Linked DNA regions of Mus musculus: region 2 is linked to region 1. A link is a loop called in an ENCODE intact Hi-C map of the cell type or tissue named here. Cell type or tissue: heart. All regions are shown on one strand. Links, peaks and the distances in the headings refer to the core of each region. The heading gives the core; the rest is flanking DNA.

Evidence for each region. Peaks named below come from ENCODE experiments on the same cell type or tissue, not always from the same donor. Only the 100,000 strongest peaks of a DNase experiment are listed, where the experiment ranks them.
Region 2: a loop joins it to region 1, with 2.2 times the contacts of the local background. A loop is called at or near these places in 3 of 42 quality-filtered maps.

What each region holds. Positions count from the first base shown.
Region 1 is chr7:68,689,693-68,695,079 of GRCm38, forward strand. No RefSeq gene overlaps it. Among named protein-coding and RNA genes, the nearest start is that of Arrdc4, 57 kb to the right of the region's middle. In heart, for the core only: no CTCF peak of the experiment used is centred there; a DNase peak (open chromatin) is centred at 3,199.
Region 2 is chr7:68,603,949-68,609,335 of GRCm38, forward strand. No RefSeq gene overlaps it. Among named protein-coding and RNA genes, the nearest start is that of Gm34549, 120 kb to the left of the region's middle. In heart, for the core only: no CTCF peak of the experiment used is centred there; a DNase peak (open chromatin) is centred at 2,533.

The sequences.
Region 1 (5,387 bases), core at 315-5,314:
CTAGAGGCTATTCACGTGGTAGTTTGACAAAGAATATGCCTGCTTTCCTCTCATGCCCTGAAAACTTGCACAAGGCTGAAAGTAAAAGTAATGGGTTGATGTTTTGGGCAGAGGAAATGTCAAGATTGTTGAAGTAATGTTGAGTTTGTGGGGTGGTTATTATTGATAATACTTCTGCAGGTCTACAGTGAAAAAAGGCGAACGGAGCAGAAAGAAATAAGAAATGTACAATTTGTAGAGGAAAAGAACAGTAGGAACATTAATGTTGCAGCCACGTCTGTGGAGATAATTACAGATAAAGGACTCCTGATCTATACCGTAACAAACAAGAGGTGCCAATAAGAAAGACCTTGCCCAGATAAGCTTTCTACTACAGTGTTTTCTGCTCCTTGAAAGCAACTGGATAAAGGGGCTATTGCTAAATATGACTTAAGGAGGCTACTCTCCATCCTAAGCAAGCAGCTCAACTTGGCAGTGCCATCCATTTGCCGCTGACCTTAGAGACATGAAGTATAAAAGTGAAAGAGTCATGAATTCTTCCTCTGCAGTTTCAGGGAGCTGCTGGGACCTTGCAGTGAGTGGTAGGGGAGCCTCTAGGTGAAGACCCCCAAGAGAGGAAAAGGTTGTGAGAGGCTATTGCATGAAGATATGAAAGTAAAGCCTGTGTTACAGTGGAAGTCAGAAGACATTGGAAATGAGATAGACACCAAGGAGACCTGCAGGCATGGGATGGAACCAGACCAAAAGAGAGACGTGTGGTGTAAGCATCAAAGCTGAGGGTGCAGAACCATTTGGTCCCTTTGGAAGTAAAGATACTAGACATGAAGCTATAGGACTTGGTGTTTGTCTGCTGGTCTTTGGGCCAGTATCTTCTAACTGTATCCCAGTTCCTTCCTTTGAATGAGAAGTGTCATAGGTTCAGTGAGGATATTCGAATGATTAATCTCCAGTTGGTGACAGAGTTTGGAGAGGCTTAAGTGGTACCTAAGTACCTAGTAGCACCTACAGGAAGAAGTCCCTGGGCGTGGGCTCTGGCAATTCATAGACATACCCTATTAATTGTTTTCCATTTTGTCTTTGTGCTTGCACTTAACGATGTGATCCTGGTTTCCAGGACAACGGTTGGTCATTTGCTGCTGTGTCTTCTTGCGGTGATGGATTCTCACTCCCAGGAACGGCAAGCCAAAATAAACTCTTTACTCCTTAAGTTGCTTTCGGTCATGGCATCTCATGACAGCAGTATAAAGGCAACCGCTCTGGAAAGTGTTATACATTTGAGACTTGGAGGCTTGTTCTGATGGGCTCAGAGGAAGAAGAGAGTACAGGCCACAGAGCTCTTAATCCTTCACCCACACTTAGCTCAACAGCTCAAGATGTGAGAAAGATAAAATCAAGTCTCACATATATGGATATATATGCATATACATATCTCTTGTGGTTTTGTGTATATGTATATATAATATGTATGTGTATATATACATAAATGTATATACATTCATATGTATGTATGTGTGTATGTATGTATGTATGTATGTATGTATGTATGTATGAATATATGTATGTATGCACATTTGGATAGTGCCTAGAGGGACCAGTTGTATCAGGCATGGTGGCCAGATTCTGTAATTCACTTTCCACTGGGGATTCTAAGATTTCTGAGTTACACTGTTCAGTTCTTGGAGCTTCCTTCTAAGTGTCAAATATCCCTAACTATTAACACATTAACTATGTCCTGTGGACATTTCAGTTACTCAGCAATAAACTCAATGTATGTTGAACTTGAATACCATACACAGCACAGGTTAATATTTTTCTTTTTTTTTTCTTTCCTGAACTGAGCAAAAGAATGACTCAATCAGAATGGATTTGAATTTACGTACTGTTATATTGTGCTCTGAGGATTTTCCCAGCCAGAGAGAACAATGGAGACTTAGCTCATAAATGCTTATAATAGATGATCATTCTTTATACATACCAGTACAGGTTCCATAAAAATGGGTTGGGCTGATGTTGGCTTGATGTTGCAATCACCTTCTCTATGAAGCTTCTGTTTAGTACTTGGTGGTCAGAGGAAAGGAGCTGTATTTAAATAACTAGTGCATTCAACTCTAATCCTAGCTATTCCTCTCTGGTGCATATTCTGAGGGCAAGAAACTATTGATATATATTCTTGATCTACTTTGGAAAGGATATGAATGTCTTTTTAAAATAATTTTTAAAAATAAAAATATTTCCTTAAATAAAAGAGTGTAGTGATGTCTCACATTACTGTATGTCAAATTTTACTTCCTATTACACAAAAAATATACTTGGGGAACTAAGGTCAAGATTTTTTTCTATTTAATTGTAAGTGTTCATATGAAGACTCAGCACTAAGTGTGGTAGTGTGTGTGTATGTGTGTGTGTGTGTGTGTGTGTGTGTAGTCATGCATATGAAACAACACAGTCATAGAAATCAGAACACAAATTGTGAGAGTCAGTTCTCCTGTGCCACCTTCTGGGATACAGGGATCAATCTCAGATTCTTGGGCCTACGTATATCTGTACCCACTGATCAATGTTCCCAGCTCTCTTTCGTCTTTCTTAGCAAGGGATCACCTTTTTTTCTTTTTTAAAGAATGTTTTTCTTTGAGATGTCTGTAGAGCAAGTCCTGGAGACACAGACCTGTCATCCCAGGCACTTAGGAGACTGAGTCAGGAGAATCCTGAATTCAAGGCCTGCCTGGGTTATGCAGAGTGCTATCAAAAGCTATTTCAAGCAACTTAGTAAGGCTCTTGTTTCAAAATTAAAAATAGGAAAGCATTCCGGGGATATAGCTGAGATGTAGTATACTTGCCTGGTCTGTGGAAGGTCCTGAGCTAACCCCCATCAACCTCACCCCCTCACTCCTCCCCTGAAAATTATGTGGAACAACATAATATTATTATTATGGAGACAACTACCCAGGAAATAAGGATAAAGGGGAAAATAGGATTACATCAGTGGTTCCTGGCCACTCACTCCTTTCAGTTGCTGCTCTGTGCTGGCCCTATGAAGGGCCTGCTTCTCCCATTGTGGGTTTTCCCTCCAGCTGCAACCTAGATCCTTGAGAATGAAAGTGAAAATTCGGTATGTGCCCGACTATTTTCTCTCATTACTCTGTGATTTCCGTTTTACCTCTTATGAGTGTGACCAGTGGCTCTCCCTTCATTGTCCTCACAGAAAGAATGCTTTTTCAGATGCTTCCTGACTGAGCAGTCAGCTGATGCTCTGGAATTCCCCTGATATGTTCCCCCTTTTTTATGGGTGACCTCGATATGACCTCCTAGTGCACAAGTGCAACATGCAGAGGATGCTTGCTCTGTCCAGGAGATCTCAGGTCAACCAGGTCAATTGATGAACTGTGGCCTTGTTCTCTTTTTCTCTCTGTCTCTCTGTCTTTCTCTCTCTCTCCCTACACACATACACACACATACACACACACATACACACACATACACACACTCACACACACACATACACACACATACACACACTCACACACACACATACACACAGATACACACACATACACACACATGTACACACAGATACACACACACACATACACACACACACACACACCTTAACATGGAGACTGTTAGCGATTTTCCTTTTGCCTTTACACATAAAGCCCTTTTACCTGTGCAGCTTTGCTTCAAGTAGTCTCAAAGTCATTAGGCAGAGGTTAGATAAAACTAACGACATAGCTAGCTAAAAATCTCTCTTACATATCACAGCGCAGACTACTTATCCGACCTGAGATACAAATCTTATCAGAAAATGCAGCTTATAAGTCCATTATTTTCTACACTATCCCCTTTCCACTGTTCACTAAGTGACACACACTTTTGTTGTCTTCTTCCTGTGATGTGGATGTTGTTTAATTGCTGTTGGCCTGTTTTACAGGGAGAAATCAAGATGCCCTCTCATCATATTGTCCACTGATGTCTCACCACGAAGCCTGTGCCCCTCATTAATCTTGATGATTATAATAAAATGAACCCGTGACTTCTATTCAGGGACCACTCTCTGGGGTGTTTTAAAATCCATTTCCATAAAACAATCAGGAGAAGGTGGATGTAACTCAGTGCCCACTACTATCCTTTAAATGTTTCCAGTAAACCCAGCACTCAGGAGGCTGAGACAAGAGGACAGCCAGTTTGAGTCCAGCCTGGGCTACAATGCATAACCCAGGCTCCAAACATCACAAACAGATATAGTAAATATTTTTCTGAAAATAAGAATCTTTCTTTACAGGAAACAAACAAAACCAAATAAGAAGTGCAAAATAACAGCAGCAGAAGTTGGAGCTGATTAAAAGAAAAATCCCAATGATATGCAGAGAGCCTTCTTATTGCTGATGTGAGAAAAGCCAATGGAGATTCAGAAGAGAGCTAGTGTGTCCTTGGGCAGGGCCTAGGCTACCGTGGAAGCACAGGTAAATGGTATCTGAGATAAGCGTTTGTCATGTCACTAATGCTCAGAAAGGTTTTGCAGCCCAGTCTTCTCCCAGTTTGCAGAGATAAATGAACAAACATTTGCACCTCCTGTAAGTTCTAAGGTATTGGTCAGAGCGGCCTTGGCTCTGAGACTCCTAATCCATCTTGATGGTGCTATGTCCAGCCCATGAAGCGCTGTCTGCTGGACAGTGGGTCAGGACAACATCCCATTGCAACCCTCTGTTCCAGAGGAGGACAGTGTCCCATCATTGCACTTCTGATTCTGAGGGAAATGATGCTGTGAAATGAAGCAGGGAAGATTGAGCAATCAAGTCGCTGAGTCTTCCAGAGAACCTTCAGGACAGCGGCGAGAGTCCCCAGAACAGACATCTACTAGTGCTGATGGTGGGTGGGGGTGGAGGGATGAATACACGGTGTTAGCTTTGTGGATGACTCCTGTCACTATGCTGAGACAACAACACAAGGTGGATAGTGTCCTTGTCAGCCAAGGAATCTCTCAGAAGCTGAGAGTAAAGGATCTCCAGAGATGCTGGGAATTCTAAAAAGAGGTGTTTGGAGTGAAGACACAGTTTCAGACTGTCTTAGTGGGTGGAGCTTAAGGCAGGTGCCCGGTCAATTCTTGGAAAATGTACAGTAATGGGTAGGACGTCACTCATGTGATAGTCTGGACCTCTAGAAAGGGAGGCACAGTTTCAAACTGATTCATATATTCAGATTCATATATTCATAAAGCAATAGGTAAGTGCAGCACAACAAACCCCAGAGAGTCACAGGTGACCATCTTAGAGTTAACGTACAATAAGGGTTGTCTTTCAAGCCAGAGTGCAGTGTCACACTACCCCATGGGTAGTGTTGGAAGGAATCTGTTATCCAGACAAAAAAAGGTGAAAAGATCAACCACTCCC
Region 2 (5,387 bases), core at 75-5,074, 86 kb before region 1:
ATTGTGAGGGGCAGAGAATTAGACTCAGTAGAATCAGGACTCAATGCAATGTGGTTGTAGCCACCTGTAATCTTTTACCCACTAAGAAGGACAGGCTATTCCCATCAAATATCCAGCATATGAACCCTGGTTCTAATTGAGGAATTTCTACCTCTTTCATGGGCCATATTGCAAGGCAGGGACCACAGGCTATAGAAAAACATAGCTCTAGCCCTTCACTTCCCCTGAGTTCTCTGTGACTAGGATCCCATCATTCATACCCACATGTGGCAGATCTTGGTGGATTTAGTGAAGGAAGGAGTAGGGACTCAATAGATTTCATACTAGTAAGCGTGGGCAGTGGCCATACAGGTTTTCAGGGCCACAGCAGGCTCCGGTAACAGCATATGTTCAGTGTCGGTGCATCCGCAGTCCAAGCCACAGTCTGAGCTGTAGTCGAAGAGGCTGTGCCGGATAGGGTTAGGCACGCTGAGTGCATGTGAACAAAGGGAACAAGGTGGGGAGGTTTTACAGCCTGCTGTTGTTGGCATAGCCTTCCATTCCACTCTACCTCAAGTCTTCGTGGAAGGCACCAGGAAAGAGGAATTCAAATTTGGATTGGTGATTTCCCTGTGCAATATGATAGAAATAGTTGAAGTAGAGAGTTAGAGTATAACCATACCCTTTAGTGAGAACCCTGACTGAAAGGAAGAAAAGGAAAATTTTCCATCCAGTAGGAAGAGCTGTGAAATCTCAATGGTCACCTGCTTGCATGAGGGGGAGCTTGACTTTAAAGCCTTCATCAGTTAGTGACTTTGGCTAGATGCTCAAGGTCATGGTAGATTGTGATATATATATATATATATATATATATATATATATATATATATATATATATATATGTGTGTGTGTGTGTGTGTGAGTGATATAGTTATATATAGCGTTAGAGACATAAACAGTGTAAGGGGATGGTGAGTGGTCCTTGGAGAAGAGGCGCAGGCATGGTGATATTGGCATCCACATGAAATCACTTAATGGCTTCTCCACTGCAGAAAGAAGAAATCAGTTAGGAGGGCACAAGGCCTCTTCTTCACTTAGTGGCTATGAATCTCCCAGCTGATCCAAAGTTCGCTCAGCGATTGCCTGAAGTCAGTGAATCACATAAGACAGACGAGTCAACAACATAGCTTTGCTCTCTTGTCAGATGGCTTGGTTATCATCACAGTTGCTCAGTGTGCAGCTGGAAGGAACAATGACAAGTCAAAAACCTTCATCCAGTTGTACACTGGGGAAGAATTAGATGGCCACTTGCTGATCCAGGATTGCTGGTGCAGAGGCCATGAGGGGATGTTCTTTACTGGCTTGCTTCCCCTGGCTTGCTCAGCCTGCTCACTTATAGAACCCAAGACTACCAGCCCAGAGATGGTTCCATCCACAAGGGGCCTTTTCCCCTTGATTACTAATTGAGAAAATGCCTTACAGTTGGATCTTGTGGAGGCATTTCCCCAACGGAATCTCCTTTCTCTGTGATAACGCCAGCTTGTGTCAAGTTGACACAAAACTAGCCAGTACAGGTGCTTCTAATTGTTCCTGAGAAATCTTCATTCTGACACCTCTGCTGACATATGTATGGATTTTTCACAACTTCTCAACTTAACAGCAGTTGAGTTTCTAACTTTTCAATGACATTATGACACCATCTAGTATTATCACAGACCCCAGAAGTGACCCCCAGTCTTTCCTCTCTGAGTATCCTCGCCTCCGATGCCAGTCACATGCTCCAGGTATAGGTTCTAAGGGTCTCGATCCTCCTGTCAGTCTCTACACTTTTCCTGACTATTGGAAAGAACCCCGGTTGTGTGATCAGATTTTGGTTGTATCTTGGAAAGTTGTAATTTAGTCACTGAGAAGTGACTTTGAACACAGGAGTTTCAAATTTGATTTTAAAAAATGAGCGTGTATTGAGGGGAGGGGGACTCCAGGCATTTCTGTCCACCCGACATCTTCAAGTCCTTTCCAAGCTTTGTAGTTCAAGATGAGAGGCAACAAACTCCCCAGCTATGGAAACCGAAGAACAGCTTCCCTGCCTATCTTTCCAGAATGGAGATCACCTGTGTGTAACCCTGGATATGACCAACAGATCCAGGACAGAGGTAACTCAGGAATGAGACTTGTAAGGAAGAAGGCAATGTATTAGAACTTAATTTAGCAAGTACAGTAGCTTTTGCAGTAGTTAACACAACTTCCAAAAGCAAAACCCCCACATACGTCTGAAGTGTCCTCTTCAAAGGCAGGGCATCCAGTTCTGACTGAGGTCTGCTCCACACTTCTCCATGGCTCCTTGCTGTGTAGACCCTTACGATGTCTCTTGAGCCCCTCATAGTCTTTTGATAGACTTTCTTATATTTTGCTTAAAGTAGGACATAAGTTTTGATTCTCATACCTCAAATCTTCCCTACTCCTGGAAGCCTACTGGCTGCCTGACAACAAAGCTTCCTTCCTGTGGAAACTCCTGGACCTCAGCTTCCTTGACATCCGCTTGGGGTTTCCCACACAGGAAACACTTGATATCTGTGCCAGGCAGGCAGGAGGACTAGTTGGTCACTGGCTCGGCCAGGGGAACAACAGGTCCAGGTCTACAAGGTCTTTCTTTTCCAGACTCCAGAGGATGGATGGGTCTAGTCAACAGCCTATGAGCCCAGTTCAGGTGCTTCTCTAGTGTGTTTGTGAACAGAAATATTTAACACCATGAGCAAGAGTGGGCACCGCTGGCCCTTCAGGCATGACAGGAAATTCTGAGCTCAGCGTGGCATCCTGCATATGCACAAGGGTTCTGAAGGAAGAAAGAATAAAAAGGATGAAGGCCCCCAAGAAAGAACAAGTATGCCTGAGATATCTGTTCCAGCAGGTGGATTGCTTCAAGATGAGGGTCTAGGGGAGATATCCACAGGAGTTCAAATGGACAGCACAGTATTTTGGCCATTGCAGACAAAGACATGATTTCTCTTTATTTCCATCTTTCCATTGCTGACAACTCTCTTCATTGTCTTAAATATGGATTGCCAGAGTCAATTAAATATGTGAAGGGAACAGTGCATATTTGGAGGGAAGTAATGATTGTTACACCTTAGAGTAGCTTAATGAATACATTAATAAATGATCTTTTGCTATGGTTTTCTCCTAATAGCCATCAAAATCTTTATAAACCTACAGCACAATACATAACATCTCGTTATGAGATTTGCTATTTTTTAAATCAATGCATACCTAAGTTATTTGTGTCAAAACTCATTTATTTGCACAATAACATGGACTGTCAAACCTGACATCCTGCTAATAACATCCAGTGAATTTGCATATTATTCAAATATTTCCTTTTATGAAACAGGGGATTTTGCTCACACCGCTCTGCTTGCCGGTGCAGCATGCATTTGCACATTAGCTCAGTTCACACCGCCAGAGAAGGGTTACCTGTGGCAACTAATTATGCCTTCCTTTATGCATATTAATGAGCCTTGTGAGCAGCCATTCTCTGTTCTGCAGTGAGGAGAAGCAATCCCAGCCTAAATGGGAAACCGATTACTAGGAATGCCAAAGTTGGAGAGCAATTTTTGATAATTTCCCATTTTTAACATCTCCAGATATTTTCATTTTTTTCTATTGCTTCTCTAACAAATTACTTCACACTTAGTGGCTTAAAAGAGCAGACTTATTATCTTACTGTTCTTGAGGTCAAAAGTCCTGGCTGAGTCTCCCTGGGTTCAAAGGAAGGTGTAGGCAAAGCATGCTCCTTTCTTAAAGCATAGCTGATTTCTCTCTGTCTTTCTCTTTGTCTTTGTCTGTCTCTGTCTCTCTCTGTCTGTCTGTCTCTCTCTCTCCCCATCCCCCGTCTCTCTCTTCTGCCTGGAAATTAGCTTCTTGAGGCTCATATTGTCCTCACACTTCCAAGCTGGGGAGGGACAATGACACTTTTTCAGACTGCTATGATTCACAGTTTATAGACCATAAGAATTTGTACTTTTAGGGGACATGGGGATTAGATCAGGCTTGTATGGATAATTCTAACACCTTGTTCACTTTAAGCTCCTTGGTTTTAACCACCCCTGCAAAGCTGACTTTACCAGCTCACACTCCCTGGATACGGATACAGAGGTGGATGTCATGGGAGGGGCATTATTCTGACTGCCACTCTAGATAAATCCAAGTCTGTTTGAAGGGACCAAAGAAAGTGTTGAGTGGGAGATAGAACTTTCCTCCTGGCTACTGCTCATCCTCTCTGCTTCCTCTCATTGGCTGTGTGTCTGCTTGTTGCTGTAGATTGTCTCCCTCATACTCTCTGCCCTCCCTTCACTCCCTCTATTCCTATTCCTTTCTCCTTTTAGTTTTCCTTTTTGTTTCTTTTCGTGTGTGAACTTGCATATGTAGAGGTCAGAGGACAACCATGGATATTATCCTCATCTCACACCGTATTTGAGGCAGAATCTTTTTGCTGTTTTTTTCCCTCTGATCTCCTAGCAGGAGCACTGGGATTATAGAGTTTTGAACTACCAAATCTGGTTTTATTTTGATGCTGGGGATTCAAGCTCAGATCCACAGGCTTGCTTGACAAACATTTTTACTGAAAACATTTTTACTGACTGAGAACCGGGCCATCACTCCAGCTCCTTTTTATTTTTTTTTCCTTATGCTCAAAAAACAATAACAATAACAACAATAATAGCAGCAGCAACAACAATAGCAACAACAATAGCAGTAGCAGCAGCAGCAACAATAACAACAATGACAACAACAATACACAATACCTTATTTGAACAGCATCTTTCCCTGGGTGTCCACTCTGTCCCTGTTTCTGCTTCATGTTACTGGTCTCTCATTTACGTTTTCCTCACTACTAGCAATAGCTCAGTTTTATTTCGGCCTAGCTATACCAACTGTCTTTATTTGTCCCAACAGAGACAAAGCAAGAGGACCGTAAAGCATGGGGGCATGCTATAGTTGCTTTGATGTCATCTCAGCCTGCCAAGGAAACACCCCACTCATCTGAAGAACCTCCCTTATAATCAGTCCATCATGGCTTCCGACATTTCTTAGTCTAAGACTATTCCTGAGCTTAATGAAGGAGAGATGGCAGTATGCAGTAATGAAAGGGCTAGAAGAAACCTGCATCTACAAGGAACATAGTTTGTGAATGTCTTACTCACCCCAGTTTCCCCACAGATCATTGAGAAGCAGTTCAGGCATCCATCTCCACCGAGTCCTATTGATAAAAGTCAACCAGTTGCCTGCTGGGGTCACCTGCTTTTCTAGATTCCATGTCCTACACCTCAAATCCTTCACAGATTTTTTTCCAGGCATAGTGGCTAAAAGAACATTTTCTCACTTTCTCGTTGTCTAGATAGTAATAGTTA